Linked DNA regions of Homo sapiens: region 2 is linked to region 1. A link is an interaction called in ENCODE POLR2A ChIA-PET data of the cell type or tissue named here. Cell type or tissue: MCF 10A. All regions are shown on one strand. Each heading gives the region's core, and the rest is flanking DNA. Links, peaks and the distances in the headings are about the cores only.

Region 1 (10,606 bases), core at 1,341-9,340:
GACACAACAGTGAGCCTGGCCTAAAATGAATGAACTTTGTTTCCTGCACCTCAGTTTGTGTTTTTACTTTTTTGTTGTTGTTATTGTTTTGAGTCAGAGTCTCACTCTGTTGCCCAGGCTGCAGTGGCGTGATCTTGGCTCACTGCAACCTCCACTTCCCAGGTTCAAGTGATTCTCGTGCCTCAGCCTCCCGAGTAGATGGAATTACAGGCATGCGCCACCACGCCTGACTAATTTTGTATTTTTAGTAGAGATGGGGTTTTACCACGTTGGCCAGGCTGTCCTTGAACTCCTGACCTCAGGTGATCCGCCTGCCTCGGCCTCCTGTGTTTTTAATTTTTATGTATGTGGCTGGGCACAGCAGCTCATGCCTGTAATCTCAACACTTTTGGGAGGCTAAGGTGGGAGGATCACTTGAGTCCAGGAGTTCGACCTCGAGATCAGCCTGGGCAACAAAGTGAGACCCCCCTCTCTACAAAAAATAGAAAAAAATTAGCCAGGTTTGAGCTAATTGATGGTGTGCACCTGTAGTCCCAGCTACTCAGGAGGCTGAGGTGGGAGGATCACTTGAGCCCAGGAGGTCAGGGCTACAGTGAGCATGATTGTGCCACTGCACTCCAGCCTGGGCAACAGAGTGAGACCCTATCTCAAAAAATAATAATAAATGTATGTATGTGCATGTGTATCGGGGCATTGTACTAGAAATTAAATAAAGCTTGCCTTCATGAAGAGAACCATTCTCCTTTTAAGTTTACTTCTTTTACTTTCTTTTCTCTTTCTTCATAACATTTAAAAAATAATTGCCAGAAATTTGGTAAGTTCATTAACTAATTCTCTCAAGTCCAGGCTGCACATCACCCTGCTGATTCGTGTGGATTCAATTTGTCCAACAGTTCTATCGATGAAGTCCTCATTATCCGCTCCTCGTGTGTGGATGGGAGGAAGGTTGTAAATGCAGCCTGAGTGCACCTTATCTAACTTTTGTTTTTCTCGTAGATCTATAGATTTCCTTTACGGTGCCTTTCTTGCCCATCATGTGGGGTCTGCCAATAGGATCGTTGCCTCAACTGCATTTATATTCCTGAGAAGTTTACTCCATTTATTTCCCCTGGTTCCGGGTTCTTGGAGTTCATTTGTTGAGGTCAAGGACACCATGTTCTCAGGAAAGAAAATTTTAAAGAACGTGGAAAAAAAAAAAAGCAACAGCTGCACATCACTGATCGGGTAGAAAAAGAATATAAGGATCTCAATAGGCATCCGGACGGTAACACATGAAGACTCCTGCTCACCCCTCCCCCACATCTGCCTCTCTACGACTGGGTTGGAAATGAGCTCCATGTGTGCTGGGCAGGCAGGTTCCTGGCACCGGCAGCTGGCCGCTTCTCTTTTCTGCGATCTGCCCCTCCCGTGCTACCAGGTTCTAAGAGGGACTTAAGAACACATTGCTAGTGCTGGCTTTGGCTTGTGTGATGTTTGAGTAGAGGACACGTGTGATTGAAGGCTGGAGTCATGGAGAGAATCGTGGACTAGAAATCAAGTCTGCTGGGGTCTGACCTTGAGGAAGTCACTTCCCTCGGGGTCCTTATTAGTGATCTGAGGGTCAGTTCATGGCTGCTAAGGACTTTCCCATTCTGAAGCCGCTGTTTCTAAGTAAAAGCAGCATCGCAGACGGGGGTTAGTGCGGTGTGAGAATGCTGTTCAAGTCCATTCCTTCAGGTATTTCTTGACCTCCTACTGTGTGACAGGCACTGGGGGAGGCTTAGCAAGGGGCTCTTTTGGCAGGTGACCCAGTCTCTAGGTGGTTTCTGTTGACCTCCTCTTTTCTTCCATAGGGTTCTCTAGACTTGGGTCTCATCAAAAACTGCTGCCCCCGCTGCAGTTGCTCTTAATCTTGGCTGGAACTCCTGGAAGCTCAGGCTCTGGATGCATTTTCAGGTTTAGCATCACTTACTTTCCCAAGGTTCTGGCTCTCCAAGGTGAAAGCGCAGCCTCAAGGGAGGGTGATAGCCCGGGTGCTCAAGGCCCCTTACATCCTGGGCCTTCAAAGTCTGGCTCTGAGAGACCGCCTGCGGGAACGCAGATGCATTAGTATGCAGGTGTGCTGGTACAGAGCACAAAGCAATTAGCCTGCTGCTCTGCAATTTCTGCCTTTCCCCAGCAAGTGTGACTCAAGTTTTGGTTCCTTTGCCTGCATGGCCAGCACCGTCCTTTCTCCTGTGGGGAGGCCTGGGGGCTTCAGGGGATGCCTGTTCTAATTCTAGGAGTGGTCCGGAGCATCTAGACCAGAGCTGTCCGATAGAACTTTCTAGGATGATGGGAATGTAATCCGGCTGTTCTGTGCTATCCCGCATGGTAGCCACCAGCCACGTGTGCACTTGCAGGATGGCTAGCAGCTAATGTATTAGTTCAGATCTGTATGACTATTTTCCAACATTTTGCAAGGCACTGCGAGTGCTAAAGTTAAAGATGAGGCAAATGGTCAGCAGCTGGGGTGGCAGGAGCTCCAGCTGTACCCGGGCTGAGGGTCTCAGTGTCTTCACACACCTGTGCCCACCCCAGCAGGCTGGGTGGAAGGCCCTGTTCTAGACCTGAGCTGGGGCTGGTGGTGTGACCTGTCTCCACTGATTTCTTGGCCCTGAGACCTGGGGTAGGTGGAGGGCGTGGGGAAGTGGGCGGTTTTCTGCCTTGGTGTCCAGGGTGGTCCGGGGAGCCCGGGAGGCTGACTCAGTCTCATCTCCTCCTGAGGGACTGAGCTCGGAGCTGAATCCCTGATGCCATAAAATTATTTTCCAGTTTGACTCTTGTGTCCTTTAAAGTTGTAGCACACTACACTTGGTTTTAAGAGCTAAATGTAAGGCAAATACAGAGCACTTTAAATGTGATAACTCTGAGTTCATATTGTTTGAGGAGATAAGCAAAAAGGAGCAGGTGCTTTGAATTCACTTATCAGCGTTTTCGCAGGCTCCTGTCCCTCCGCACCCCCCACCGAGGTGCCGTGATGTTCCACGAGGATCTTGGAATTGGAGGCTTCCCCGGGCTGTGGGGCCACCGTTTCATCTGCTCACCTTGCTGGTAAGGCCAGGGCTTTGTTCCCGGGAGTGCTCGGGCCGCAGGTGTGTGTGTCCGGGAGGCTCCTGCCGGGCAGGGCAGGGAGAGGGGCCTGGCCTGGGAAGTAAGCCCCCGTGACAGGCTCCTCAAGCCTCTGGAGCCCTGGGGAGAGTTTGCATTTTCGGATCACGTCTCCATCCTCCAGGAGAAGGATGAGAGGGGCCGGCTTTAAGTCCTAGTTCTTGGGTATATAATTAAACAGAGATTTTCCTTCCTGAAGGAACAAAAAGAGGCCAAGGACAGCCTAATTGAAACCTCAGGATTGCTTCTCCAAGAGTGGCCTGAGCAAGTGGGCCGAGGTAGATTTGCAACTCTGGCTGGTGGGGTGGCCCGAGCCAGGGGGGCCCACGTTCGGCTGCTGACGGCGGTCCACAGGAGGGGAGGGTCTGTTGGGCGGGGGAGCCTCTCTCTGCCTTGCTTCCTTTTAGGGTGAGCCTTTGGTTCTCCTGTCCCAAACCGAGGGGGGCCACGTGGGAGCCGGCAGCACACACTGGCCACCACTGACCGCTCCTGCTGTCCTGGCACTTCCGCCCCCTCCCAAAACGGCAGCCCACAGTGACTGGTCGCAAGTGCCATCAGAAATGTGCGCCGCTTACGAGGCTGTCAACCAGGCTGGTTCTTCCAAAGTCGTCCATTACCAGATAAGTGAAGGTAAAATAGTGATGCTTTATTAATTGCAGGTATGGCACGGGTTTTTATACCTGTTTATATACACTTGCTCCGGAGCGGAAGGACTTTCTCATCTCTCCTTGCCTCTCCCCCACCCCCAGAAGAGAATTTCAACTTTAAGACAAACAACTTCATTTACAAGTGTGTCTCTAATTAGCTGCAGAATTAGGAAAGCTGAGCTTTCCCCCATAGATCCGCTCAACCCTCGAGGGAGACTGGTGGAATAGAGAGAATCGCATTTCCAATTATTTTGTTGAATTGCTAATTTAGTTATTGTGCCTGGTGTAATTGTGATGGGTATTGGGTATGCAATTCAATTTGTTTTAAATATTTGTGGGAAGGCTGATCAGTAATGGAGCTGACCTATTTTGTGGCCCAAATTGAGAAAAAAAAAAAAGACTAAAACACAACAGCCACAAAGATACAGTTTGTTTCCATTTTTATTTTGATCTCTCTCATCCCTCTTAAGATCATTGATGCAACAAAAGGATTAAATTAAAAGATGACAGCACTTTGATCTTCTCCCTTTGAAAGCTTAACTGTCCTTGGTAGTTTAATATGCAGATATTTTAGGGTAGAGTCTAGATGCATTGCTGGAGTTGAGTAGTTTCTGCCTCCTAAAATTGCATTTCTGCATGTGCCTAAAAGTGATTTGGGGTACTCAACTTTCTAATAGTGTGTAAAGTAGTGGAGGTGTATCTGTAACAAATAACGCAAAGCCGTGAGAGCCACAAGTTCGCCACTCCTACTGGGCAGAAGTCCATTCCAGAGTCCCGGAACCTTCCCTCCAGGCAGCACCACGTGCAGAGGTTGGTGGCCAGGAACCCCACCCCGGGTGTTTGCATAAAGCTCACCCATTGGGAGCCCTGCTCCTGGTTGATTTGAGCCTGTGCAGGTGAGAGGAGGGCTAGGTGACAAGTTCCCTCATGGCTGGCGGTGACTCTGTGGAGCTAGCTCCTTGAGGGCCAAGCTCCAATGTCCCTCTTCAGCCAGAGTCTGGACCGGGAGGTATGGGCCAGGGAAAATCTGTGATGTAATCTTGTTTACATGCCTATTGGATGCTGAGTCATAAACACAGTCTGGGCCTGGGCCAGGGCTGTGGCTTGAAATCAGAGCTCTGCTGGGACCTGAGGTCACAGAAATAGATTGCAGGAGTTGAGCCTTGGGCACGTACGACCGAGGTTGCTTACAGGTGACTGGAAGCCCTCACCTTCCACAGCATCCCGCCGGGCCCGCCAGGCGTCCTCAGACACAGGCTAACTAGGGCTTGGTTGGGCAAGATCAGAGGGTGGCGGACCAGAGCAGATTTTGAGAAAAGGTTATAATAAAATGGGTCATAGATGCGGCTGTTGTAATGAATTTGATCCTAAAGGATTCGTTTTGTAACTCGATTAGCTTAGCAAGGTGCCAGGGTCAATTTCCGTGCTTAGCTGCTAAAGAGAAGTTTAAACTTCATTACTCTTACGTGAGAGCTCACCGGGACCAACTGGAGGAACTCAGCCCCAGGTGGATCCCTTTTAACAAGCTGTTCTGGAGGAGCTGGGCGAGGACAGCTGATGGCCGCAGCTGCTGATCCTGAGGAGGGGCTGGGTCCCGTGTGAGGACAGATAGGAGGGTGACCATTGAACCAGCCAGGCTGGAGCTGAAAAGAAACTGGCAAGCAGCTAGAGCAGCTGGGGATGGAAGGAGGAGGAGGCGTTTGTGGAAACAGCTGCAGGGCAGGAGGGCAGGCTGCGGGGTAAGGTCTGTGTAGCCTCTACCCCGTGATGGTGGTGGTTGTTATTATTTGAGACAGTCTCGCTCCGTCACCCAGGCTGGAGTGCAGTGGTATGATTTCTGCTCACTGCAACCTCCACCTCCCTAGTTCAAGCGATTCTCCTGCCTCAACCTCCTGAGAAGCCAGGATTACAGGTGTACGCCACCACGCCCAGCTAATTTTTGTATTTTTAGTAGAGACAGAGTTTTGCCATGTTGCCCAGGCTGGTCTCCAACTCCTGACCTCAGGTGATCCACCCGCTTTGGCCTCCCAAAGTGCTGAGATTATAGGCATGAGCCACCATGCCCAGTCTCCATTTTTTTTCTACAGTGTTGTTATTGAGGTAGAATTTACATACCATAAAACTCACCTGTTGTAAATGTACAATTCCATGGTTTTTGCTACATCTGTGGAGTTGTGCTGCCACTAACACGGCCCATGTTTAGGACATTCTTATCACCCCACAAGTTCCTCTAGCTTTGCCGGAACTCCCTGCTCCCAGCCCCAGGTAATTTGCCTTCTTTTCTGAACATTTCATTTAAAAAGAATCATACAATCTGGAGTGTTTGTGTCTGGCTTCTTTCGCTTGGCATGAGGTGTTTATATCTTTATTGTAGCATATATCAGTACATTCCTTTTGATTGCTGACTAGTCTTCCATTGTGTAGATATACCACATTTTGTTTATCCACGTGCCTATTCATGAACATTTGGATTGTTTCCAGATTTGGGCGATTATATATGAAGCTGATAGGAGCAATCACAAGCCTTTGTGAAAGATGTTTTCATTTCCCTTGGGCAGATACCTAGGCATGGAATTGCTGAGAATGAAAGCTTATGTTTAGCTTTTTCAGAAGTTGTTAAACTGTTTTCCAAAGTACCTGTATCACTTTATATTTACACCAGCAAAGTGTGCGGGCTCCGGTTTCTCCACATCCGTGCCAACACTTGTAATTGTCTGTCTTCCAATTATAGCCTTTCTGGCAAATAGTGGACTCCCATTGTGGCTTTAATTTGTTTCCCTAGTGACGAATGATGTTGAACATCTTCTCGTGTGTTCATTATTCATGTATCATCTTCTTTGGTGAGACATCTATTCACATCTTTTGGCCTAATTTAAATTGAATTGCCTTGTTGCCTTGTAAGGATTCTTTATATATCCTGGATTCAAGTCCCTTATCAGATATATGGTCTGCAAATATTTTTTCCCAGTCTCTGGCTTGTCTTCATTTTCTTTTTTCTTTCTTTCTTTTTTTTTTTTTTTTTTTTTTTTTTTGAGATGGAGTCTCGCTCTGTTGCCAGGCTGGAGTGCAGTGGCACGATCTCAGCTCACTGCAGTCTCCACCTCCCGGGTTCAAGCTATTCTCCTGCCTCAGTGTCCCAAGTAGCTGGGACTACAGGCCTCCGCCACCACACCCAACTAATTTTGTATTTTTAGTAGAGACCGGGTTTCACCATGTTGGCCAGGATGGTCTTGATCTCTTGATCTCGTGATCCACCCGCCTTGACCTCCCAAAGAGCTGGGATTACAGGCGTGAGCCACCGCACCCGGCCGTCTTCATTTTCTTAATGGTGTCTTCTGGAGCACAAAAGGTTTTAATTTTGATGAAGCCTAATTTATCAATTTCTTTTTTTCTTTTATGGATTATGTCATATCTAAGAAATCTTTTCCAAATCCAAGGTCACAAAAATTTTCTCCTACATGTCTTCTTGTGGATGTTTTATAGTTGTAGCTTATATATTTAAGTCTGTAATATATTTGGGGTAAATTTTTGTCCATGGTGTAAGAGTCTAAAAATATAACTTTGTGTATGGATATCCGAACGTCTTGGCACCATTTGTTGAAAAGGCTAGCCTTTCCGCCATTGAATTGTCTTGACTCCTTTGTGGAAAATCAATTGACCCTAAATGCTAGGATTTATTTCAAGACTGTCAATTATATTCCATTCTATTTGCTTGTGTTTATATCTGTGAACATTTTAAAATCAGGTAGTTTAAGTCTTCCAAATTTTTATCAAAATTGTTTAGAGTATTCTGGGTCCTTTGCATTTCCATATAAATTTTAGGATACATGGCCGGGCGCAGTGGCTCACGCCTGTAATCCCAGCACTTTGGGAGGCCAAGGTGGTTGGATCACAAGGTCAGGAGATCGAGACCAGCCTGGCGAACACGGTGAAACCCCGTCTCTACTAAAAAAATACAAAAATTAGCCGGGCGTGGTGGCAGGCGCCTGTAGTCCCAGCTACTCAGGAGGCTGAGGCAGGAGAATTGCTTGAACCCAGGAGGCAGAGGTTGCAGTGAGCCAAGATCGCACCACTGCACTCCAGCCTGGGCGACAGAGTGAGTCTCCATCTCAAAAAAAAAAAAAAAAAATTAGGATACGTTTGTTAATTTATTTAGCTTTTCCTTCTTCTTCTTCTTTTTTTTTTTTTTCTGCCTGAGACAGGATCTTTCTCTTTCACCCAGGCTGGAGTGCAGTGGTGTAATCACAGCTCACTGCAACCTCAACCTCCTGAGCTCAAGCCATCCTCCCACCTCAGCCTCCTGAGTAGCTGGGACTGCAGGCACATGCCACCACACCCAGCTAATTTTTTTTATTTTTTGTAGAGACAGGATCTCCTTATTTTGGCCAGGCTGATGCTGAACTTCTGGGCTCAAGTGATACTCCCGCCTCAGACTCTCAAAGTGCTGGGATTACACGCATGAGCCACTGTTCCCGGCCTAAATTTGTTAATCTCTAGAAAAATGTCTGCTGGAATTTTGATGGGATTACACTGACTCTATAGATCAATTTGGGGAGAACTACCATCCCAACAACATTGAGTCTTCTAATCCATGAACATGGAATATCTCTTCAATTGTTTTTATTTAATTTCTCTCAGCAGTGTTTTATAATTTCAGGGTACATGTCTATTTCTTTTGCAAAATTATTCCTATGTATTTTATTGGTTTTGATGCTATTGTCAATGAAATTATTTTAATTTCATTTTTAGATTTCTTCTTGCTAGTGTACAAAAATACTATTATTGAGTTTTTAAATTAATATTGTAGCCAGTGACTTTGCTGAATGCATTTATTAGTTCTAGTTTTTAAAAATGGATTCCTCATATAGGATCATGCCATTTGTGAATAATGAGTTTTAATCTCTTCTTTCCAATCTATAAACCTTTAATTTTCGTGTAGCCTATTGCATTGGCCAGCACCTCCAGTGCAATGCTGAGAAGTAGCAAGAGCAGATATTTTTGCCTTGTTCCATCTTAGAGAGAAAAGCATTCAGTCTTTCACCATCAAACATGAAGTTACTTGAGGTTTTTCACAGACGCCCTTTCTCAGGTTTTGGAAATTTATTTCTATTTTTTTTGAGACAGTGTCTCACGTCGCCCAGGCTGGAGTGTGGTGGCACAATCTCCGCTCACCGCAACCTCTGCCTCCCAGGTTCAAGCAATTCTCCTGCCTCTGCCTCTCAAGCAGCTGGCATTACAGGCACGTGCCACCACACCCGGCTAATTTTTTTGTATTTACTTTTAGTAGAGACGGGGTTTTGCCATGTTGGCCAGGCTGGTTTCAAACTCCTGACCTCAACTGATCCACCCGCCTCGGCCTCTCAAAGTGCTGGGATTACAGGCATGAGCACTGCGCCCGGCGGAGATTTCTTTCTATTGATAGTTTGTTGATAATTTTTATCTGGAATGGGTATTGTATTTCCAAATGCTTTTTATGTGTCTACCGAGAGGGTCATGTGGTTTTTGTCTTTTACTCTATTAAGATGGTGTGCTACATTAATTGATTTCTGGGTGTTAAACTAACTTTGTACTCATGGGACAAATCCCACCTAGCTATGGTGAATACTTTTTTTTCTTTTGAGACAGGGTCTCTTGGGTGGAATGCAGTGGTGCGATCATGGCTCACTGCAGCCTCAACTTCCCGAGCTCAAGCGATCCTCCCACCTTAGCCTCTTGGGTAGCTAGGACCACATGTGTGTGCCACCACACCTGGCTAATTTTCTTTTCTTTTTTTTTTTTTGAGACAGTCTTGCTCTGTTGCCCAGGCTGGAGTGTGGTGGCATGATCTTGGCTCACTGCAACCTCTGCCTCCCAGGTTCAAGTGATTCTCCTGCTTCAGTCTCCCAAGTAGCTGAGACTACGGGCATGTGGCTCCACGCCCAGCTAATTTTTGTATTTTTTGGTAGAGACAGGGTTTCAACATATTGGCCCCTCTGGTCTCAAACTCCTAGCCTCATGTGTTCTGCCTGCCTGGGCCTCCCAAAATGCTGGAATTACAGGCATGAGCCATCATGCCTGGCCCACACCTGGCTACTTTTTACAATTTTTTTTGTAGAGACAGGGTCTCACTATGTTGCCCAGGCTGGTCTCGAAGTCCTGGGCTTGAGCAATCCTCCCTCCTCAGCCTCCCATAGTGCTGGGATTAAAGTTGTGAAACTAAAAAACAAAAAATGTTGCATGGAATACTATGCAGCCATAAGAAGGAATGAGATTATGTCCTTTGCAGGGACGTGGATGAAGCTGGAAACCATCATCCTCAGCAAACTAACCCAGGAACAGGAAATCAAACACCACATGTTCTCACTCATAAGTGGGAGTTGAACAATGAGAACACATGGACCCAGGGGAACGACACACACCAGGGCCTGCTGGGAGGTGGAGGGGGTCGAGAGGAGGGAATTTAGAGGGCAGGTCAATAGGTGCAGCAAACCACCATGGCACAGGTATACCTATGTAACAAACCTGCACATTCTGCACACGTATCCTGTTTTTTTTTTTTAGAAGAAATAAAATTTATATATAATATAAATATATATATACTTATATACTTATATATTGCTAGGATAGGCACAGTGGCTCACGCCTATAATCCCAGCACTTTGAGAGGCCAAGATGGGTGGATCACTTGAGGTCAGGAGTTCGAGACCAGCCTGACCAACATGGTGAAACCCCATATCTACTGAAAAATACAAAAATTAGCTGGGTGTGGTGGTGCGCACCCAGATGGTGGGAGGCTTAAGTGGGAGGATTGTTTGAACCTGGGGGTGGAGGTTGCAGTGAGCTGTGATCAT
Region 2 (10,606 bases), core at 992-8,991, 93 kb before region 1:
TTTAAAAGTTACTTTTTAAAAAAGTTACCTTAATCAGTGGAATAGAATAGAGAGTTCTGAAACAAATTCATACAAATAATGGGCAGTTGACTTTTAAAGGTGCAAAGTCAAGTCAGTCAAGTCAGTGGAGAATGGATAGTTTCTTTCTTTCTTTTTTCTTTTTTTTTTTTTTTTTAAGAGACAGTGTCTTCCTCTTTTGTGGAGGCTGAAATGCAGTGACGATCATGGCTCACTGCAGCACTGAGCTCCTGGCTCATGCAGTCTTCCCACCCTAACCTCCTGAGTAGCTGGGACTGCAGGTGTATGCCATCATGGCCTGCTAAATTTTCTTTATTTTTCTTAGAGATGAGGTCTTGTTACGTTTCCCAGGCTGGTCTCGAACTCCTGCCCTCCTGCCTCGGCCTCCCAAAGTGCTGAGATTACAGGCATGAGCCACCATTCCCGGCCTGGATAGTCTTTTCAACAAATGGTGCTGGGACAATTGTGCACTCATTTGCAAAAAAAAAACTTCAACCTGTACCTCATACTTGATATAAAAATTAACACAAGACAGTCAATTTATATTAACTTAAATATAAATCATAAAGTGTTTTGAAAAACATATGGGAGAAAACTCTATGTCATTGGGTTAGGCAAAGAGTTTTTAAATACAATATCAAAAACAGAATCCATAAAAGAACAAATTGATAATTGGGCCAAATCAGAATTAAAATCTTTTGCTCTGTGAAAGATATGTTAAAATAATGAAAAGATAAGCTATAGACCAAGAGGAAATGTTTGCAGATCACATAATTAACAATCAGCTTGTGTCCAGAGTGTATAAAGAACTCTCAAAACTCAACAATAAAAAATACCCATTCAAAAAAAAATGGGCAAAAGATTGGACACTTTACCAAAGACAATATATGATAGCAAATAAGCACATGAAAAGAGATTTAACTTAATCATTAATGTTTAGCAAGATGCAAATTAAAACCACAAGGAGATACCTCTACATACCTATTAGGCCAAACACAAATACACACCTGACAACACCAAGTGCTGGGAAGAATGTAGAGCAACTGGAGCTTTCATACATTGCTGATGGGAATGCAAAATAGTACAGCCACTTTGGAAAAACAGTCTGGCAGTTTTTAAATAAAGCTAAACATATATTCATCATACGAGCCTGATCCAGTAGTCTCTGTCTTAGATATCTGCCCTAGAAAAATGAAGACATACATTCACACAAAGTCTTGTACATGCACGTTCATAGCAGCATTATTTATAATCACCAAAAACTGGAAACAGCCCAAATGTCCAAATGTGCAACAAATTGTACATTAGTCAGCAATAAAAAGGAATAAACTATTGATACATGCAAAAACGTGGATGAACCTCAAGGGTATTATACTAAGTGAAATATGCCAGCCTCAAAAGATTTTATACTTGGAAATTCCATTTATATGACATTCTGGAAAAGGTAAAATTATTGGGACAGATCAGTGGCTACCATGGATTAGGAATGGGAGAAAGGTCCGAGTGCAAAGAGGCAGCCCAGCTTTCTTCTTTGTTTTCTATGAGTTTCTATTTTCCTCTCCACTAATCTTGTTTCCTTGGAGTATTTTCCACCTGTTTTCCACAGTGGCTCTCTGTTGAACCCTTCAGCCTGGCTTGATTGTTGTGTACGTTTTGCTTGGATTGAGGGAGGGGGTATATGTGTGCTTATTCCCAGATAACTCTGGGAATATTTCTTATGGTAATGGATACATGATACAGTACTTCTAGGGATAGAGGAATGGGCCACATCAACCTATAGTGTCATTTTTGCTTGAAATATATATCCTTGGTACTGAAACCTTACCCAGAAGAGAATAATAGATTACACAGAGCTTCTAGATTTTGATGTGGGTTAGAACTGAAAAATGAGATGTCTTTAAACTCTTTTTCCTTCTCTCTTTGATAAGTGATATAATGTGGTTTGGACACTCAGAGATTCCTGAGATTCCAGGTTCTGGTTGATGATTTACTGCAAAATTGCTTATAAATTGAAGTAGAAAATGTTTTGCAGACCTGGCAGCTTTCTGGCTTCACACCCATTTGTCACCCAGCATTTCCCTTTGTGTATAGAACAAGAATTAATTAGGCTGCACTGCAGGAAAAGTTTATGGCTATAATTTATATAGGATGAATTTTTTTTTAAAGAGACAGCATTGTTTTGTTACACCTATATACATGTAAGTGTGTGTGTATAGAAAGTGTTTTTTTCCCCCTCTTAAAGCAGTGTCTGTAAGCTTCTGGAGTAAACATTTTTTTTTTTTTTTCCTAATGCAAGATGATAGTGTAATAGATGCATTTATCATGATTGCTGTCTGATGAAACTGTTGGGGTTTTTTGTTTGTTTCTTGTTTTTTAATTCATTGTTTACTAGTGAGAACACTCAGTTTTAGGTTTACATTTTAGACATTGGTCAGACTTGTCTGGTTTCCAGAGCTTTGTATTCTTTCTGTCTCTTGGAAGACTCGGGATTCTGTCTTTTTTAGGGTCTTGCTCATTCAATTAATGTTTTCATAATCAATGCAAGTCAGAACTTGCAATTTGTTCCTGATTTGCACATTAAAGAGCTCCATTAATTAAGAATCTTGGTGTTTGGCATGTTCCCGCAGGATCTGTGCATTATTTACATGGTGAAAGTGCAAGATGCAAGTTTCTCAGTTGTAAGGGCAATTGCAGTTAATCCTGCTTTTTCTTTTCTTCTTTCTTTCTTTTTTCCTTTCTTTTTGCTTGTGAGTAACAATTATTTCACAACTCATTGAAACTCCTTAAGGATACATTGTACCAAAATAGGAACAAATTATTCAAAAGAGGGGGCTATGGTGAAAAAGTAGAAAGTAAATCCTTTTTTTAAAGGATTTTAAAGGATTTATCCTTTTTTTAAAGGACTGTGTACAACACAGTCACACAATTGGTGAGAGGCAAAGCCAGTGTAGAAACTGAGGTCTGCTGTGCCTCACAAACGTTGCTCTTGGCCACACTGCCCACTCACTATGCATATGGTTTAACTTAACTCTTTTCATCTGAGGGTTTTCTCCCCTTTTCAAAGAGAGTATGAAGAAACATAGATATGGAATAAATGTCACAGCTTAAAGCAATGAAGGCAGGAGAAATATGGAGATGAATTTGTTATAGAACAGAAGGCTTAGAGCACAAGAAGTAGACATGTCCTTCAGTTTTTCTAAAGATGCTATTTCCTGGATACTGTTTCATTCACTAAGAGTTAGACTTTCAGGGGGTCAGCTGATCTAGTTCCTTCTCCTTTAGGCAGGTAAGACCATTTTTTAGGTGATAAATAATGTTTTTTTCTCATGATAAATTATAAAAATACAATATGTATTCCTTATATAAAATTTAGAAAATAGCCAAGCAGGCTGGGGACGGTGGCTTACGCCTATAATCCCAGACCTTTGGGAGGCCGAGGCAGGTGGATCACTAGAGGTTAAGAGTTCAAGACCAGCCTGGCCAACGTGGTGAAACCCTGTCTCTACTAAAAATACAGAAATTAGCTGGGCGTGGTGGCATACGCCTGTAATCCCTGCCTCGGGAGGCTGAGGCAGAAGAATCGCTTGAACCTGGGAGGTGGAGGTTGCAGTGAGCCAAAATCGTGCCACTGCACTCCAGCCTGGGCGACAGAGCGAGAGTCCATCTCAAAAAAAAAAAAAGGAAAAGACAGAAAATAGCCAAGCAAAATTAAGGAAATATTTCTTCCCTAATCCTAGCAGCTAAGAGTTAAGTATTTTTAATATTTTGGTACATGGTAAATATCTTTTCTAGGTTTTTCTTCTCAGTGGCTATGTACTTAGAACAAAAATGGGACTCTATTCTGTAATTTGTTTTGCAGTCCATTTCTTTCTACTTAACAGAAATTATGAATATTTTTCCTTGTCATTAAATATTGTTCTATAGCATTATTTTTAATGATAGCATAGAGTTTCCATTGTGTGGATAGTTTAACCAGTTCTTTATTGTTGGACATTTGGATTGTTTCCAGGTTTTCATTTTTATAAATGATGTAGTAAACATCATTATTAGTAAATCTTTACTCATATGCATACTTACTTTGTTGCATAAATCTCTAAATGTGGAATTAGTATATTTTCTAAGAATATGCAAAATTTTAAGGCTTTTTATCTATATGGCCAAGTTGCCTTCCAGAAAAGTTGTATTTGTACATGCTCACCTTTTTATATGAGTGTCAGTTTTCCTTATCCTTGTCAACATCGGATACAATAATTTTGTTTCATCTTTGTCACTTTGACAAGTGGTATCTGGGAAATGGTATCTGTTATTTTAATTTACATTTCCCAATGTTTAATGAAGATAAACATTTTTGCTCCCTTACATTTATTGGTCCTTGCTATTTCTTTTGTGAATCAAACAGGGAAAATTTTGAACTGGTTCTAGGGATAGATGATCTTCTTGTCAGTCAACCTTAATGCCACTCTAATTCTCCTTTTTTTTGCTTTAATCTGTTTCTTCTTGTTTGGTTTTCTGGAATTATATCTACCTCAGAAGACCTCTTTGTATTGTTGAAGTTTAATCTTAATTGCCTTAAAAAATAATAAAAGTAAAACTTGTTTGTTGTGAGATGTTATTTTCTTTCAGACAGTACTGAGTCTGTTTCTTCCTGCCCAACAATACTTAGTGAAATATGTAACGTAGATTGTGAAAGTATTATTTTTCCCACTCGTAAAAGTGTCCTCTAGAGATAACCATTTTAAATAATTTATCTGACTTCCAGATACTTTGTGTCAATATAAACTTTTTTCAAAACATAAATGAAATTATGCTTTACATCTTCCCATGTCAATGCCTGCAGGTCTTTTTTTTCGTTAAAATTAATGTTTGTTATATTTGCTTTTTTTTCTTTTTGAAGCGTTTTAAAGTAAATTACAATCATGCCATTTGCCTCTAAATATTTCTGTTTATAGCTCTAAAAAATGAGGATGTTTCTTAGTAACATTGTCATCTCACCTAACTAAATTAATATTCCTAATACTGTATGCGTACTTCATATTCACTTTACTTCGTTTATCCCAAAAAGTTTTTTATAGTTTGGTTTACTTAAGCCAAGTTCCATTTTATACTAATCCTTTTCAACAGCTGCACAAAAAGTTACCTGGCTAAACTAAAATTAAGTAGTCCCCTATAAATGGACACTTAAGATGTTTGCAGTTTCTACCTATTATAAACAATGCTGCAAATAACATTTTTGTACCTACCTCTTTGCTTTAAAAGTATTTCCTGAGGGTTAGTTTCTAGAAGAACAGTAGGTCAGGAGCTAGGCATATATAAAACTTTGATACGTTTTGCCAGATTGCTTTCTGGCTATGTCATGCTAACTAAACTCATCAGTTGTGTACGCAGAGTGCCCCTTTCGGCACGTTTTTGCCAGCATCAAGCATTATCAGAAAAATATCCCACTGTTTTAAGTTTTTCTTTAAAAAATTATTTTTATTAGTAAAGCTAAGCATCTTCTCTGATGTACATGGGCTTTTGAATTTTGGAGACTATTAATCCATTTGTTAACATTCTTCTTTCAAATTCAGCAAGTATTGCTTTATCTTGCCTTACTGGACCTGCTTTCCATCCATGTGATGTGGGCTTCCTTTAGTGTCTCCACTGTTTTTTCAAGTGTGGGAATCAAGTTTGGACATGACATTTTAACAGAATCTCACTTGTGTTTTTTATCATGTGATGGTATTGGGGAGGGAAGTTTTGTCATTTTTTTAGTAATTGAAAATTTCATTACACTCTGTTTCCCAGATAGTTTTGATACATAACCCTCAAGGGTACATTGATCTAGAAAATGAAAACTGTGCAATTGTTTTTTAAGCTTATAGTAGTGTTTCAATTTCTGTATCTGTAAAATGGTGATGCAATAATAGTATCTACCTCAAAGGATTGTTAGAGGACTTAAATGAATTAGTACATATAAAGTGCTTAGGCGAGTGTGTGGTACTTAGCAGGTCCTTACTGAGTATTAACTATTAATCTGAATAGTGATGGTACAATCTTTTAAGGATATAGCTCTTGGGCCACAGTATTTGTTTTCCTCTTCTTGAAAGGATTAGGTGAATAAAGACAGTACTATACATACAGCTAGTTCTTTGAAGACTTGAAATGCACATGTAAAAAGTACATACCAAGGAAGATATTAGGATGTTATTATTTCTTTTTCAGTTATTCATTCAATACCATTTGCCAACACCAAACATACCCAAGTGAGTAGTTTACAGTTTCTGCTCTCAAGGAGCTCATAGTAAGGTGAAGCTGCTTTTAAAGCATCATTTAAGTGTTTTTACGTAAACACAACCTCTCAAAGTGTTTCATTTTGAGTTGGAGAATAAACAAACCTTAGTCTTACTAGTATTAAAAGAAACACAATTAAAACAATCTTTTATTTTCTGAGTCTCAGTGTTTCAATTTAAGCGATGGTAATTACTAAATTTTCAGGAGAATGCATTGTAATGTGCCTAGCAAAAGTTGTTAATTGTTTTTGTTTTTAAATTTCTGTCTGGCAAAATGGTTTTGAGACACTCTAAGATAATCGGGAGTAGCCCGATTATCTTATAGTTGGTATATTAAAATAAAGAAAATGTTGTTTGACTACTTGCTTAACAAAAGGTCAGTTTGTTGAAGATACATAGTTGATATTAAAGTTAGGAAGTATGTAGTCTACATTTTGTTTGTCAGCATTTAGATTTGGAAGTGGTAGTGTGATCATATTCTGCCATGCGACTTAGGCAACATCTCTCTAAATGAAGAAAACATTTGTAGCATACCTTTTATGGCCCAGGTGATGTGTTGGATGCTGGATGACAGGCTGAAGCTGCCCTGAAGCAGCTTTAAGGTGGTGAAATCAGACACAGCACAAAATGGTTAAGTGTTGTAACGATATGAAGAATCCTGAGAGAGGAGTGATTAATTCTGCATGGAATCCCTGTTTTAGAAAGGTATTTTCTGAATCTCCATTTTCATCAGTTTTTTCCAGACCCATACTATAGAGAGAATTTGGGCATTTGCTTAGAGACAGTTTCACCACAGCAGAGGCTGTTTTTTTTTTTAAAGACGTTATAATATGAAAGAGTGAGACTTCTTAAAAATCAGAGGGGTTACTTGGATTGTGGTTCTAATTTTATTTTTAATAAGTTTCCTTTCTTCACAGTTTATTTTAAATTTTAATAAAATTTTAAATTGTAAAAGTAATATATGCTTATAAAATATTCAAACAGTTCAAAAGTATATCAAATAAAAATGAAAGTATCCGCACTCTCCCTGAGTAACTACTGTAAGACAGTTTAAACAATTACAGTACTTGTAAATAAACTTGGTTTTTAAGTATCTCATATTCTGAACATTTACTCTTTTCTGTTTAAAGGGGGAGAGTAAATTTTCCTTTTTGGCAAAGTGCTCAGTAGCGATGCAGGTTGTCTAGGAACTGTGAAGTGGAAGGTAACTGTAGTAGATTTCAGGAAGTACATTGATCAGCTAGATTGCTGTGTCCTATAGGGCTTTTTAAGGATTTATTGACATACTTCATCAAGGTATTTGAGAGAGTATTCAGGGAAACCTAAGAAATTCTGCAGTTCTTTTCCCTTCCTTATAAATTCATGCCTGGTCAGAAATTACAGCTTGAGTGGGATGTCCCTCCACAGAACTCAAATGCACACTATCTATCATGTTACTTAGTGTGGCAGTAATGTAAAATGGTAAGAATTTTTTTTTCTTTTTGTTTCTTTCTATGAGGAGACTCACCCAACATATATTTTATCATATGTCTCTTCAGCATTCCCTTATTTCAACTTGTACTTACTCCCCCAATTCCCCACATCATTCTCTTAAAAGAAAAAAATAAGTTTTGTCCACTGAATCCTCTTTCTTATTTGATTTAATATATCTTGAGTTGAACGTTTCTCACAAAAACACTTTGCATTCAGAATTAGCCTATCAAGTTGTTTCCTCCATACACTCCTGCATAGATCGCACGCCTTCTACTGTGGTGCCCTCTGAGATATGAAAACCCACGTCTGCTTTTGGCTTAGCCTTCATGATTTTAGAATATAAGTCTCTACATTCTGCTTTGAAAAGTTCTCCTTGTGGTTATTTTGTACCATAAAAAAAAAATTCTACTTTTAGTCCGCAGAGCTCACCAACAAACTGGGACAGAAGTCCTCACACTATTCCAGTTAAAACCATGGTCCTCATAATAGCACACACATTTATCTAAATCTGAATATATATACACATATACCTGTATATGTGTATATACACTTGGATATCTAGAAATTCTAGTTGGCCATATGTTGGAAATGATAGCAACTTATCCAAATGGTTGATGTTGAGGAATTTGTAACCTGCAGTCCTCTGTCTTACTGGTAACGCCATTCTGCTTGGGGAATATAGAACAAGCCCAAACAGTAATACTGACAGAATTCGGAATTATGATACAGTGGAGCCTTCACGCAATTCTTTGTTGAAGAAGTTAGGGCCTAAATGTTAAGGCTTATTGTTATTCTGAGTTGATAATCTCTGCCTTGCTTTAATAATTTTTCCTCATGCCTGGGTAGCCCGCGAGTTGCACAATAATCACTCACACAGCTTTGTAATCAATGCCCAAAGTAATAGGATTCCTCTGGCCACCGGCAATTAATAAATTTGTGTCTTTTTTAAAACACTAGCAAGTCGGGCCTGAAATACGACTGACTGGCTCTCCTCATTTGCATATTTATTGCAGTGGAAAAATTCTTACCAGATGATTGATGCTGAGCCTGCCTCTTGAATTCCAAGCAGCACATTATTATGAAATGAAAAATGCCGGCCATACAGTTGATTAAAGTTGAAGACAGTGGAATCGGTGTTTTTTAAGATTGTGGGAGAATTAAAGGCATATTTTAATAGATGTTGACAAGAAGTGAACTAACAAAAGCAAAGCAAAGGATTTGCTTGAAAAGATTTAATCAAACGTCTTTCTTGGGGGATTAATTGCTGGGGATGACTAGTGCAAGTGGCAGGCTTGTGTGGATTTGAATGAAAAGTATTGTTCTCAGGCCAATATATCGTGTGTCATTTTGACCTATAGTTTAGCTCTAGTTCTAGAGTTACTTTTGAAGGAGAAAAAAATGCTCTTGTAATCTGTAAATTCCAATTCAATGTATTTATCTGGGGTAATATGAATGGGGGAGTTTATGTGTACTTGTACATAAATAATTGTAATGTTTGCGTATTTATTTAAAAACAACTGTATAGATATTTAAAAACTGATAAGCTTTATTTACTTTATACACTCACTCTTCCTGTTCTCGCTTCACGCCATTGCCAGAAATTGTACTTACTGGTTTATAATCTAATTAATGAACTGTGTGTCCATGCCCAAACTTATTCCTCGCTTACAGTTTTGTTTATGTTGGACAGCCTAGATGAATCAGGGAAAAAAATAAAGCTGTTAGGTGAAAATGGTTTTTAGATTGGTGACATTTTATATATAGAATGCTTGCATATGGGTAGCATATAAATGAATACCTAATATAGGAGTCTGTGAATACTGTCCAATCCTAGTACAAGCAGAGCTTAAGATTTTTACCATGTGAAATATGATTTTTGATAGTAATATGCCTTCTATTTTTACAGCATTAAAAAAATTCTAAAATGCCTTAATATATAATAACACAGTTACTATTTTTACCTTATTTTGTAAGGACAAGCAAAGGCTTGTCCACATTTTATAAACGAGAAAATTGAGACTCAAAGAGATTAAATTGGTCCATTCAGCATAACATGACTAGTTAGTGACAGTGTCAGTTGAAATACAGGGCCCCTAACCCCCAGTAAAGTACTGTTTACATTTATCCTCTACTGAAAATTATTCCTAAAGCTGGTGGCCAGATGCTAAGGTTGAATCTTGGTAATATGATGAGGCATATGTCCTTCTTAATCTCCTCTTAAGGGAAAGACCTTTGGAAATGGACCATGTAGGGTAAAATAAACATATATATTCTTGACAGTATCCGTTTGTTTTGTGGCCATGTGCCAAGAGGGAGAGGGAAGAAAGTATATGAATCTTTGCTGCTTTTCTTAACTTTTAACTCTTGTAATAATTGGGAGAAAAATTAGAGGTGAATTAGAAACTGTTGATTCATTCTATTTATTATTCACAGGGTTGAACAGCTAGAATTCAGTCCTGTATGAATAATAGAGAGTGGTTTTTTTTTAAATGTGTTTATTTGTTTGTTTTGGCTGGGAAGAATTCACTGTTGGATTTGAGTTTCCGGGAGAGAGTCTTTCCCTCACTCTTGTCAGCTCTGGCTTGGAGGAGGCTTACCATTTGCAGCAAAGGATTGTCCCATTGTCTCAGATTTTACATGCCATCTAGAAGGAAATGCAGCCCTAATATTGCAAAGAAATAAGAATTGTGTTCTAAATCTCTTTATAGGAAGTTGTCCATGTATTGGGCCACTGGTGACATTTACTTTGATAAACTTTTTTTTTTTTTTTTTTGGTGGTTAGAAGTACAGATTTGCAGATTTCATCTCTGGTAGGTCTCTTGACACTTTGATGCATGGTAGTGCTA

What was found. ChIA-PET counts read pairs that join two places held together with the same protein. Peaks named below come from ENCODE experiments on the same cell type or tissue, not always from the same donor. Only the 100,000 strongest peaks of a DNase experiment are listed, where the experiment ranks them.
Region 2: POLR2A ChIA-PET joins it to region 1 with 10 read pairs; 3 of 35 experiments call an interaction of 5 or more read pairs at or near these places.

What each region holds. Positions count from the first base shown.
Region 1 is chr17:37,063,056-37,073,661 of GRCh38, forward strand. No RefSeq gene overlaps it. Among named protein-coding and RNA genes, the nearest start is that of MIR2909, 35 kb to the left of the region's middle. RefSeq lists enhancers at 1,436-1,991, 2,547-3,101. In MCF 10A, for the core only: no CTCF peak of the experiment used is centred there; a DNase peak (open chromatin) is centred at 4,846.
Region 2 is chr17:36,970,384-36,980,989 of GRCh38, forward strand. The region is part of intron 4 of AATF (apoptosis antagonizing transcription factor); the gene reads left to right. Among named protein-coding and RNA genes, the nearest start is that of AATF, 27 kb to the left of the region's middle. RefSeq lists an enhancer at 1,667-2,262. In MCF 10A, for the core only: no CTCF peak of the experiment used is centred there; no DNase peak of the experiment used is centred there.